Linked DNA regions of Homo sapiens: region 2 is linked to region 1. The links are chromatin contacts, found by Hi-C or POLR2A ChIA-PET in ENCODE. All regions are on one chromosome and are shown on one strand. Each heading gives the region's core, a stretch centred on a gene start or an enhancer-like site at or near the end of the contact. The rest is flanking DNA. Distances are from core to core; before and after follow the strand shown. Region 1 overlaps EEIG2 (EEIG family member 2). Region 2 overlaps AKNAD1 (AKNA domain containing 1).

The links. A loop is a pair of places that touch in the nucleus more often than their neighbours do. ChIA-PET counts read pairs that join two places held with the same protein, here RNA polymerase II (POLR2A). Pooled maps may share reads with other maps.
Region 2: a loop to region 1 is called in a map of endothelial cell of umbilical vein, with 5 times the contacts of the local background. The contact joins two enhancer-like sites. A Hi-C loop is called at or near these places in 1 of 168 maps with a recorded cell type or tissue (endothelial cell of umbilical vein) and 1 of 50 pooled maps. POLR2A ChIA-PET finds 5 or more read pairs at or near these places in 2 of 52 experiments (GM10248 and activated CD4-positive, alpha-beta T cell).

What each region holds. Positions count from the first base shown.
Region 1 is chr1:108,588,787-108,595,345 of GRCh38, forward strand. All of the region lies in intron 1 of EEIG2 (EEIG family member 2), which reads left to right. Among named protein-coding and RNA genes, the nearest start is that of EEIG2, 32 kb to the left of the region's middle. Within about 2 kb of position 2,390, at least 17 of the 41 ENCODE cell types and tissues checked have a DNase peak (open chromatin) inside an H3K27ac peak, as active enhancers do; they include endothelial cell of umbilical vein, where a contact is called at or near this core.
Region 2 is chr1:108,827,442-108,834,000 of GRCh38, forward strand. It overlaps AKNAD1 (AKNA domain containing 1), which reads right to left. Exons shown (of 16, transcript NM_152763.5): 10 at 3,118-3,209. The region is part of intron 2 of LOC105378891 (a long non-coding RNA gene); the gene reads left to right. Among named protein-coding and RNA genes, the nearest start is that of AKNAD1, 26 kb to the right of the region's middle. Within about 2 kb of position 3,115, at least 28 of the 41 ENCODE cell types and tissues checked have a DNase peak (open chromatin) inside an H3K27ac peak, as active enhancers do; they include endothelial cell of umbilical vein, where a contact is called at or near this core.

The DNA of each region.
Region 1 (6,559 bases), core at 1,140-3,639:
CCCTTATCAGCTATATGGTTTGTAAGGTTTGTAAATATTTTCTCCCCTCTGTAGGGGACATACGTTTTTTTAATGAAATTTTTCATCAAGACATCTGTCAGTCACTGAATAAAAACCCTGCATGAAGCTATAAGACTTTTTGTAATATAGAAGATTATAAACAAGTATTCAGCAAATATTCATTTGAGGTCCTACTGTGTGCCAATCAGTGCTATGTTTTTATATGAAATTTCTCATTAGAACAGTTCTAGACAATGAACAGTTGTCTACTGACAAAGTTCCTTGCATTAGAGCTCACTCTTTTCTTTTTATCTCCTCATGATGGAAGAGGAGCCTCTTCTCCTGTTCAGGGCCAGTCCCCCTAATTATCACCTGGATCCCATCGTCTGGCATTCTCAGGGATGAACCTCCTCTGGCACCATTATTCATACCCTCTCAAATCTTTTCTCCTTACTGTTAGTGCTGACAGGTTCTTTACTATCAGCACTAAACCATGCTTAAGTCTCTTCTTACATGTTAAAATGAAATCCTCACTTTATGCATATCCCCATTTGGCTGCCACCCTAATTTTCTCCACTTTATTACTAAAATATTTGAAATGTCTGTGTTCCCTGTCTCTGCTCCTCATAGTAATCCGGCTTCCATCCCTCCTTTTACTGAAACTACACTTGCTAGTGTTATTAGTGAATTCTTCATTGCTAAATTTTTTTTAGCCTTTATCTTACCTGACCTCTCTGCCACATTTGATAATTCAACAATTCTTTCTTTAAAGGTTTTCCCCTTGGCTTTGGTGACAACGTAATCTCCTTTGCTTCTCCCACTGTTGACGTGTTAGCCTCCTTTGCCTGTGCCCCTTCTTCTCGTATACCCTAAGTGTTCATGTTCCTTGGAGTTCCAAACTCTGCCCTCTTCCCTTTCTCCTCTACCCACTCTCCCTGAATGGCCTTATCCATTCCCATAGCTTCAGTGACTATTTACATGCTGAGGTCTTTTGTCCTTTTTTTTTTTTTTTTTTTTTTTTTGAGACAAGATCTCAGTTTGTCACCCAGTCTGGAGTACAGTGGTGCAGTCATGGCTCACTGCAGCCTCAAACTCCCAGGCTTAAGCAGTCCTCCCACCTCAGCCTCCCAAGTAGCTAGGATTATAGGTTTGAGCCATCATGTGCAGCCTGTCATTTACATTTGTATTTTCAGCCCTGACCACCTTTGAGTTCTAGGTCTGTGTATCTGTCTGCCTCCTAGACATTTCCAAATAGGGAACCCACAGGCTCCTCAACCTCAAAATATCCAAAACTGGATTATCATTTCCCTCACTCCCTAATCCCACTAGCAAAATGAGTGAGTGAATAAATAAGAAATAAATAAAACAAAATCTTCTTGTGTCCAATTCTTTTCACCCATTTACCCAAGCCAAAAATATCTCTGATGTATGAGATGTTCATTTATCCTTAGTGTTGTGTCACAATTTTGTAGATCTGACTTATCCTTGGAGTATTAAAATACTTATTTTTGCCTCTGTTCCCACAGGTTTCTTTTTTCTCAAGAGTCTGTATCTTTTAAGAAGTAGAAATCTTCATTAATATTGAAAAAAATCTTTCCTTATAAATTTGACCATTATTTCACTCTGGTGGGCAAATTGAGGTGGACTATATACATCCTTGATAATAACTTGTAACATTTATTATTGAGATACACTGTAAGCCAGGCACTGTTCTGAACTCTTGTGTGTAATAATTCATTTGGTTTCCCCAAATTCCCATGAGTTGTAGGTATTGTTACATCCTGTTTCACAGAGGAGGAAATGCAGAATGCAGAGAGGTTAGGAACGTGTCCAGCGTGACAGTTGGCAGGGAGCAGAGGCAGGATTTGAACACAAGCAGCCTGGCTCTGGATCCTTTAAGCTCTTAACCTCTATGCAATACTATCTGGCAAACAGTTTGCATTCTTCATAGCAGTTTCTTATCACTGTTTTTTAAAAAGTTAAAAATATACTGAATTACCAAGACATGGCATAATTTTAAATGTGTACCTAGGGTATACCTATGCAAGTTATTCGAGAATAAGTAATGCATTTTGCTGGTACAGTAGTCACAAAAAAATGGATCCATAATTTTCCTTTTATTTTACTTTTATTTTTTAAAGACTTTCTAGATTTTCTTTGACTCGTTTGAAACACAAGGCCATAGCAACATTTCTTCTGAGTCCTCTGCTTATTTTATGTCAGCAGCTGTATCACTTTATCTTAGAAATACTTGGGTTTTCACAGTATCAACACAAATCATATTCTGTTGCTTTGTTTCTGGAAAGTGGTTAAGCAACTGTATAAAAGTCATAGGAAATTAATGACTCACATAACGGAAACCATTTACTAATGTGACTTTTGTCTCAGATGCCAAGTAGTCTGAGTTTGTTTCCATGGTAACCCATCAGTATAACAAATGGTCGCAAACTAACTTTGCTACTTTTTTGGTTGTTTGTTTCATTTGGACAGCTTTCTGATAGCTGTGTGTGTGCGTGTGTGTACACATTAAAGATTATCACACACAAAAAAAATCTGAGTAATTGCCTTAGTTGCACAAACAAAACCTTTTTTTAGAGAGATTGTTTGAGAATCCAAGGCTATTTTGATGTTACAAAACGATAAAGATTACTTAACATATCTTTCTACTTCAGTTCCTATTAAGAAAGGGCACACAGTCATCAATTTTTAAGCCCATACATTTAAAAAATTCATTTATAATATTTGTTTATTTGAAATGTATCAATCATAGGAGACTCTGCCAGAAACAAGGCAGAGAGAACGGGAAATGAGGACACTGTCTTGGGAGACTGAAGACTGAGTGAATGATGGAAGAAGTGGAGGCAGCCAGCTCTTTCCTGCCCCTCCCTGGGGGACAGTGCTCTAGGGTAGGGAAAAGAGGACACTGAGAAGGGAACCAAGGCAGGCCTGGTCATATGGGACACCGAGTTGCAGAGAGATTTCTAGAGGAGGTAATGACAAAACTAGATGCGTTAGAATTAAACTGGTGAGTGCGGGAAGTTGAAAGGAGAGTGGATGGAATAGAAGGGAAAGAAAAAATCATGAACAAAGGCATGCAAATGAGAAATAGTGTGAAGTAAATGGGAATGACAAACAATATAAGACAGAAAGAAAGGGTCAAGAGATAAGACTAAAGACAGACAGGGGCTTAATCATAAAGAGGCCCCATTAAGGAGGTTGAACCTAATCCTATAAGAGGAAGCAGTGAAGGATTTTAAACAGAAATGACATTATCAAGTTTGTATTTTAAAAAGAGTTCTCTGGTAGCAATGAGGAAGATAGATCTGAGCGGGGACCATTAAGGAGGCTGTTGCCATGCTTCAGGGAAGAGATATTGAGAGTCTGAATTGTGGTGGTGCTAGACACAGGAAAGGGCTTGATTTACAAATAGGAAGTAACACAGGCAAGAATTGGTAGCTGGAACCAGTCATTTGTGGCCCATGCCTGACTTCAGTTATTCATTTGGTCAACAAATCTTTATTGTTTCCTGTGTTTGGCAAATGATTAGTGTTATGCTGTACTCTTTCCCACCTTCATCATTTCTGGATTTCTTCTCCATTAAGGATTCTTTGTTTGCACATCATGAGGTAATTAATAGACAACTGCACTTCGCATGGCTCTAGTTCATCCCAACCTGATCTCTTGTCTTGGCTTATTTGACTTTCTTACTCACATAAGAACCTGTTTCAGAGTCCTAGCACATTTGTCAGTCTACTACTTGGGAGGCAGTATCTATGTGTTCGGATAGGGGCTTATTGCCCAGGAAGTGAATCAGAGCTTATTTGTGTCTTCATTGGGTGGGACTCTACGGGTCATGAAAAATATGTACAATAGGTTCCAGTGTATTTCGTCTGTATACTTAAATGAGGGGAACAGGACTCTGGGATGGACCACCTACAACAATGTGAATAACATTTGAACTTTGCAGATTTGGAAATGGTAAGACTTAGTCTATGTCAGTTAGGATTTAGTTCAGCTGCATATAACAAAATCCAAAATAAGCATTTTAAATAATAAGATTTAAGAAGTTTGGGCTGGGTGTGGTGACTTGGCCAGGCATGGTGGCTCTCGCCTGTAATCTCAGCACTTTGAGAGGCCAGGGTGGGCGGGTCACTTGAGTTTAGGAGTTTGAGATGAGCCTGGCCAACTTGGTGAAACCCCATCTCTACAAAAAATACAAAAATTAGCTAGGCATGGTGGCACACACCTGTAGTCCTAGCTACTCGGGAGGCTGAGACAGAAAAATTGCTTGAACCTGAGAGGTGGAGTTTGCAGTGAGCTGAGATCACACCACTGCACTCAGCCTGCATGACAGAGTGAGACTCTGTCTCCAAAAAAATAAAAAATAAATACATAAATAAAAGGAGTTTGGAGGGAGAAAGTCCAGGGCTACATGTTTCTTAGAGACCCACCTTCCTTCTGGCTCTGCACCATCATCACATGGCTTTTCCTGAGGGTAACCTCGAGGTCCAAAATGACTGATGAGAATCTAATCATCATCATGACAGTTTTCCAGGCAGAGGAAAGAATAAAAGGTAAAAGGGTATGTTTCAACTGTCCCTCTCTTACTCTGCCTTTCCAAAAGTTATACCCAATAACCTCCATTTATATCTCATTAGCTTATACTCCATCCCATGCCTACCCTGTAAGCTGCAAGGGAGGTCAGGAAAATGCAGTCTTTTAACTGGACATATTGCCAGTTTGAGTAAAATCAGGGTTCTCCTTTTAAGGAAGAAGAGAGACTGCATATTGGATAAGTAACTGACAGTTTTTGCCACATACGCTCCTGGGCAAACCATTTGACTAGTCAAGCTGGTAGGTTACTTACTAGCCTGCTAGGAAGTACCATGATAAACAGATGTCAGAGACCTAAAGCCTTATCTAGAGGCTAGGACTACTAGGTGGGTTCACCAGTTAACATGTTGATATATGAATCTGAGGACTAAAGAAGAAGACTTAGTTTTGTTTGTTTGTTTTGTTTTGTTTTGTTTGTTTTTTGAGATAAAGCCTCGCTCTGTTGCCCAGGCTAGTGTGCAGTGGCGCAATCTCAGCTCACTACAGCCTCAACCTCCTGGGCTCAAGCAATCCTCCCACCTCAGCTGCCCGAGAAGCTGGGACCACAGGCGTACACCACCATGCTCAACTAATTTTTATATTTTTTTTGTAGAGATGAGGTTTCACCATGTTGCCCAGGCTGGTCCCGAACTCCTGAGCTCAAGCAATCCGCTTGCCTTGGTCTCCGAAAGTGCTGGGATTACAAGCATTGAGCCACCGTGCCCAGCCTGAGGACTTAGATTTTTAAGTTCTCAGTACATGCATAATAGTTAAGTCCATCAGAGTAAAAAAAATGAGAAAGCCGCCAAGGACAGAAGCTTGGTGGACATCAACATTTTAAGGAGACAGGAGCAAGAAACTGCAAAGAAATAGTCACATAAATACCAAGGACAAGAATATTGTAAGAATGTATAAGAAGGGTCAAGTATGATACTAAAAAATTACCCTTGGATTTGACAATTAGTTACTTACTCATGAGCAGTTTCAGTGGAATTGTGCGGGGTAGAAGCCTGATTAAGAGGGACTGAAAAGTAACTGGGAGGTGAGGAGATGGAAAATGTCTATACTGTAGAGACAGTTCTTCAAATTTCAGTTCCAACCTTTCCTGCTGAGTGACCTTTGACAAGTCACATAATTTCTGTGTATCTTAGTTCCTTTATCTATAAAATGGAGTTAGTAGTACCCTCCCCATATAGTTGCTTTGAGGATTTAGTAGTTAATATGTGTAATTTTTAATATGTGTATTTATAACAATGCCTGTAATAATAATCACTCAATAAGTGCTGTCATCATTATCCTTAGTATCATCATCTTCAGGGAGCTTGGACCTGAAGGCAGAGTGATAGTAAGTAGGTGAGGACATGGAATTGTGGGAAGTGTATTTTTTCCCGTAAGATTAAAAGACATGTCCTGTATGAAAACCAGTTCTCTATCTCTATTTTACACTGTAATTCCAATTACCTGTCCATATTTATAATGCTGTGCTGAAGTTTCTTAATCTCTTGTTTTTTTCCCCAAGCCCATCAAACTTAATGTTGGCTTCCTCCACTCTCTAACTAAACTAGATTAATATTTCTGCTAATATTTCTTTCCTGCTTGTCTGGTTTGTTTCTTAAAAAAAAATTCACATACAGAGTTCACTTGATTTCTTTGGTTTTTATTACTCAGGCGAAAGCTGCCCTCCATTTGTGCAAATAATAACATATACGATTAGGCATGTAAAAGCTACTACATTATAAGGGCATTTAAAGTATTTATATATTAGTATTGCCAAGGAATTCCACTTATTTCACAAACAAATGAAATGTGACAGTCATGCTGCTGTACTTCAGCCTGGGCAGCAAAGCAAGACCCCATCTCAAAAGAAAGGAATTAAGGGAAGGAGGGATGGAGAGAGGGAGGGAAAGAATAAAGAGAAGGAAGAAGGGAGGGAGGGAGGGAAAGAATGAAGGAAGGAAGGAAGGAA
Region 2 (6,559 bases), core at 1,865-4,364, 240 kb after region 1:
GAGCTCTCCTCTGCCTGCCTGTTTGAGAGCTTTTCTACAAGAAATTGCACCCCAGCACAATTTGGCCTGATAAGAAAATGTATACAAGACAGGCCAGGCGCGGTGGCTCACGCCTGTAATCCCAGCACTTTGGGAGGCTGAGGCGGGCGGATCACGAGGTCAGGAGATCGAGACCATCCTGGCTAACACGGTGAAACCCTGTCTCTACTAAAAGTACAAAAAATTAGCTGGGCGCCGTAGTGGGTGCCTGTAGTCCCAGCTACTCGGGAGGCTGAGGCAGGAGAATGGCGGGAACCCGGGAGGCGGAGCTTGCAGTGAGCCGAGATCGCGCCACTGCACTCCAGCCTGGGTGACAGAGCGAGACTCCTACTCAAAAAAAAAAAAAAGAAAATGTATACAAGACATGAAAAATAAATGTTTTGTTCTGCCGAGGTTAATATCTAATCATCACATACACATTCACAAAACACATTTGAAGTATGGAATTATAAAATTTGGAGTTTTCCTCATGCATCAAAATCCATTCCAGGCTGGGTATGGTGGCTCATGCCTGTAATCCCAGCACTTTGGGAGGCCAAGGAGGGTGGATGGCTTGAGACTAGGAGTTCAAGGTCAGCCAGGGCAACATGGCAAAACCTCATCTCAAAAACAAACAAACAAACAAACAAACAAACAAACAGTTCCTACCAGGGGAAGAAACTATGCTATACGTCAGTAATGGGTCACGTAGCTTTGGTCCTGGAAGTACAAGCTGATTACATCCAACAACTCCAGCAAAGTGGGCTTTGCCGGGTGTCTGTGGGACTAAAGGCTGAGGGAGCACGTGAAGGTGATTTTAGTTGCACATGGCCACCAGGTGGCGTCAGAAAGAAGCAACTGCAATGGACATTGTTCAGGAGCCTTCCTGTGGCCCACCTGCAGCTTCCTCCCTCCTCCTCAGAAATCCCAACTCCTCCAAAGGAATTCGAATTAATAACAGTTCTGAACAAAGCTCTTGCTAAGCTCCTGGGATACAGTCATAGCCCCCAGGGAAAGTTGTTCATTCTTAGTATGGAAGGCACTGTGCCCGAGATATCCTGGCATAAATGAGGCAGATTGCCCAGGGCTAGGGTTTGAGCCCAAGGCATTGCTGGGCAAACACATGCTCGCCGCGCTGTGCCCTGGCCTGCTGTTGGCGGAGAAGGGATGGGGCTGCGGGTTTGTGGGGCTGGGGCTGAGAAGCCAGGCTCTTTCCCTCCTCTTGGAAAAACATGCTGTCCTCTTGAGTCACATATTTTCTCACACCTCATTTTCTGTCTCCACCCTTCTCCTCTGGGGCATTTGAACATCTGCTCTCCAAAGTGGGAAACTTGGATCTCACTCAAGTGCATGCAGTCCAACACAGGACTTTTTCTGCTTTTAAACTCCTTTGTGTACTCAAATCTTCTGGCCAAACATAATTCCTCTGGAGAAGACAGTTTTTCAACAAGACAAAGCAGCTAAAGTACACACTTAAATCCAAAGTTTTGCATCAGAAATAACATAAAGGGATAAGCATATTTTACATTTTATACATATGTAATTTATCCACTTATATATAAACAATTTACAAATATCCTGAAAACAGTATGTACCTCAGCAAGCTTCATAAAGGACAAGTCCCATCAGAGAGAGATTTAATCTTCTAACAGAAAGAATATATAGTCCTCCCTTCAATCAATAATTCCTCAGGGATTATGTAAGTTACAAGATTTTAATTCATAAGTCATGTGTATCTTCTCATCACTCCCCAGCAGTGGATTCACTGTGAGATTTGATTTTACACTTGGTTGTGCTTGTCTTTCCAGCTTGTCTATCATAAAAAAGTATTATTTAGTCTGGAACATTGGTCCCTGTCTTGGTACTTAATGTACTTCTGTAGGGTCTAGACTAGGAATTTAGAAGAGAGAAATTTAGTACCTTGAGTGCTTAATAAAAATGGTTCTTTAATGTCAAAATACTTTCATTATACTTAGTAAAACCTTTAAAAATCCAAAATTAGACTTTAATTCAATAAATAAAAATAGTAGGCCTGGGATGACTCAGTGAGTAAGCTTCATGAGTGCCCCTTGGATTAAAGGGCAGCTCAAAGCTGATGACTGACATGGTGGTTTAATGACCCACACACAATGACACATGACCATTTTTAGCACGAGCTTCATGCAGTTTCTTTTTTCAGGGGTGGACACTCATTAGAACTCTTAAGGCAGGTGCCCATTCCCACAATGGAATGCTTTCTAACAGGAAGCCTCAGTCTTTCAGACCCTGTCATCTGCTTCTATTAGAATCCATTACGTACATATAACAGTGGTTGCTAAACACCTGCTGCCTCCCTGACTCTTGACCTTCCAAAGGTCAATGAGCCGAGCTTTGGCCGGAGTCCACAGTGAGCTTAGAGGTAACATCTCTCGCTACCTGAAAGAAGCTTCAAATAAATGATACTGAATCGACACAGATTAATAGTTGCACCAATGGGTGTTTCAAAAACAAAGGATTTCTCCTGAGGATTTTACATGATTTACAGCTTGTTAGCTCTGGAAGATTTCGTCCTTAGGAATGGGAAGAAATCAGCCCTGAGAAGAGGGATGAGGCTTGTTCCTGGGACTGGGGGGCTCAGGTGAAACCCAACAGAGAAGACTTTTGCTCATCATAAGGAGAGAGTAGGGATGGTGGGAGCTGTTTGTTATACAGGATAAGAATCCCCCATGTGGGCAATGATCAAAAGCCTACAGGACCACCCTCCGTGGGCTGTAACCATGATTCTTAACCAAGGGGGCTTATCGGAATCACCTGGGGAGATTTAAAAGCAATATTCCTACCAGAGCCCCACCGCTGGCGATGCTGAGACAGTAGGTGGGATGGAGGCATGTGCATGATTGTAAAATCTCCCATGGTGATTTTGATGGTCTCCCCAGTTGAGGACCACTGCTAGAGGATCTGTAGGGTGCGAGGGAGGCTGGGCTCTGTGCCCAGGCCTGAGATCTGTGACTCTATAACTCAGCCAGTGGCCTCAGTTAGTTGCCGCCCACTCTCACTGGAGTTACTATGCCAGGACTGACTCCAATCCACCCTGGGAATGTAGCCACAAGAAGCCCTCACCATTCAAGGAGCCTGCGACAGAAGGCACAGCTCGGACTGGGTGCCGTCATCTCTGCACAATCCTGCCTTCTTGGAGTGCCGTTGGGATCCTCCTGCGCCACAAAGCACACAGATGGAGATGTGATAGAGGATGTGACTCACGCCGCGGCTGCACACGCACAGCCCAGCAAGCAGCTGAGGTCCGGCTGAACTTGCCACCTCAGGCAGAGAGACTCGCCAAACCTCTCCTCCAGTTGGGGAAAGGGAGGCGCAGGGGGACAGGAGGGAAAGAAGAAAGAGCCCATCCTTAGTTCTGATGTGTCACTCAGTCGGGGCTGCGCCTCTAATGGCCTGGGCTGAAGAATGGAAGTTTCCACCCTGGCTTGCTTCCTTCCTCCTCTAAACAGATTTTAAAATCTGGTGTACAGATGACAGAATACTCTCCCCTTTTTATCTTTCCCTTAGTTTCAAATTACTCCAAGCTTCGCCAGATAATGAACAGATTTAGGAACATAATTTTTAGATCTATTAATCTGACCGCTGGCTAGTAGAGCTCTAAAAGCCTTTCTAAATAAATATATTCAACTATGAATTAAAACAGGGTTTAGGGACTGTCTGGGGGCCTAAATGATTGGTTATATGTCCCTCTTTAACACAAAACAATTACTCCACTGACCTGTGAGGGCTGTTACCACCCACTGTGTATTTTTGACTAAGGTCTTACCCTTTATGTAAGTAAAAAATAAATGTACTTTTCCCATCATTATAAACAATGGCAGAAGCATCATTGTACACATAGCTTTTTCCACATCTTGGATTACTTCCTGAGGAAATGTCTGGGCCAAAGGTTGCGAACATGTTTGTGTGATGACCCATATTGCCAAATTGCTTTCCACAAAAGTTGTACAGATTTCACAGCCACCAACAGTGTGGACGGCTCAGTTTGACCACACCTTCCTCTGCATCAGGAATTATCACTTGAAAATGTTTCTGTTAATTGAAGGGAGGGGTGTGTCACCTTTTGTGTTAATTTGCATTTCCTCTGTGACTAAAGGAAATAAGTCTGTTCCTATATGCTGATTTATTGGTTGTATTTCCTACCTGTGACTTTTTTTTTTTTTTTTGAGACGGAGTCTCACTCTGTTGCCCAGGCTGGAGTGCAGTGGCCTAATCTCAGCTCCCGGGTTCAAGCAATTCTTCTGGCTCAGCCCCCCAAGTAGCTGGGATTACAGGTGCCCACCACTACCCCCAGCTAATTTTTTGTATTTTTAGTGGAGACAGTTTCACCATGTTGGCCGGGCTGGTCTTGAGCTCCTGACCTCATGATTCGCCCACCTCGGCCTCCCAAAGTACTGGGATTACTTTAATTGTGAGTAATTGTGTGAGCCACTGCGCCCGGCCTTACTTGTGACTTTTTAGCTCATGTCCTTTGTCCATTAATTTTCTTGGAGGGTTTCAGTGTTTTCCTGTTACCATTTGCTAGTTGTTCATGATGTGCCAGGTGCTTCCCTTATAGTCTCCTTAATACTTCCAACCATCCTGGCACGTTGTCGCCATTTTAATGGTGAGTGATCTGAGGCCTGGCGGATTTAAGCAATTTGGCAAGGTTGCATCATGAGTAAGTGGGAAAGCTGGGATTTTAACTTTTACCTATCTGACTGGTATGCTGTGTTCTTTTTTTTTTTTTTTTTTTTTTGAGATGGAGTTTCTCTGTGTTGCCCAGGCTGGAGTGCAGTGGCGCAATCTTGGCTCACTGCAACCTCCACCTCCCTCCCAATTTCAAGTGATTCTCCCACCTCAGCCTCCCTTCCAAGTAGCTGGGACTACAGGAACACACCACCCCACCCAGCTAATTTTGGTATGTCTTAGTAGAAACAGAGTTTCACCATGTTGGTCAGGCTGGTCTCGAACTCCTGACCTCAAGTGATCCACCCGCCTTGGCCTACCAAAGTGCTGGGATTACAGGCGCGAGCCACTGCACCCGGCCAGTATGCTTGTGTTCTTAACCACAGTTCTGCTCCTTGGGGAATTTGTCACAGCATTTGATATAATGAAGTTCTCAACAATGAACATTATTTGCCCTTAATATTTTCTCAGTTGTCTATCTACATTTTTTTTAATTGATGGTGGTTTCAGTTTTGTAAACAACTTAAAATATCAATATTGTCAAGGAGGAGGTGCGAGTGGCCAAGAAACATATGAAAATAGATTGAGTTTCAAAAATAGCAAGATTAAAATAATGAGATATCAGTTTTCACTTATGCATTTGGCAAAAGTTGGAAAAAGAAAAAAATGTCTGGGGTAGGCTCAAACTGGGGACACCAACATTCCCACGCACTGCCCTCAGCCTATAAACCCCCATGGACTTCCTAAAGGCCAGATTATCAGAATTTTCAGCATGTACCATTTGAACCATTAACTGCAATCCTAGGGTTTTATTCTAAGGAAATGATCAACTACAAATGTTTGCATGTCAAATGATGTTACCTGAAGCAGTGTTTATGATATCAAAGAACTGGAAAAAACTAAATCTCCATCAATAAGAGATTGTCTAAATGTGTCAGAGTACATTAGTATAATGAAATATAGTACAGTCATCAAAAATGAAGCGATAGTTTATTCTAAGTGATGTGGAGAGCTGCTCAAAATATAACATTAAATGAAAAGCATAAAACAATATATATAGTAAAATCCTATTTTGGCCAAAATGTATATATAGGAGAAAAAAAGACTGGAAGGATATACACTAAAATATTAGCAATGGGCCAGGCGCAGTGGCTCATGCCTGTAATCCCAGCACTTTGGGAGGCTGAGGTGGGTGGATCACCTGAGGTCGGGAGTTCTAGACCAGTGTGGGCAACGTGGTGAAACCTCCTCTCTACTAAAAATACAAAAATTAGCTGCACGTGGTGGCACATGCCTGTAATCCCAGCTACTCAGGAGGCTGAGGCAGGAGAATCACTTGAACCCAGGAGGCAGAGGTTGCAGTGAGCTGGGATCGCACCATTGCACTCCAGCCTGGACAACAAAGCGAGACTGTCTCAAAAAAAAAAAATTAGATTGATTTTCCTCTCAGTGGAAGTTTCTTCTTTATACTTTTCTTTATTTTCTCATTTCTCTTGTAATAAGCATGTATCAGTTTTATAATTTAAAAAAAAAGGGTTTTTTCATCCATTTTTCCCATGGTTTTTTTTTTTTAATTTTTATATTTTATCATTGCTGAGCTTACAGGGTTACTCCTCCACTGACATTTAAGGCAGATTTACATTAGCAGAATGCAGGGAGGTGCCCCTCCACCTGAGTTGGAGACCCGGGCATCACCTATCATTTACCCTGAACAAATATCACCTTTCTAAACTACTCTTCCTCTGCAAAAAGTCTTTGCAAACTGTAAAGCTCTGAGCCAACATAATTATTATATCATTGTTTACTGCTTATTATAATATTATAATATAATATCATT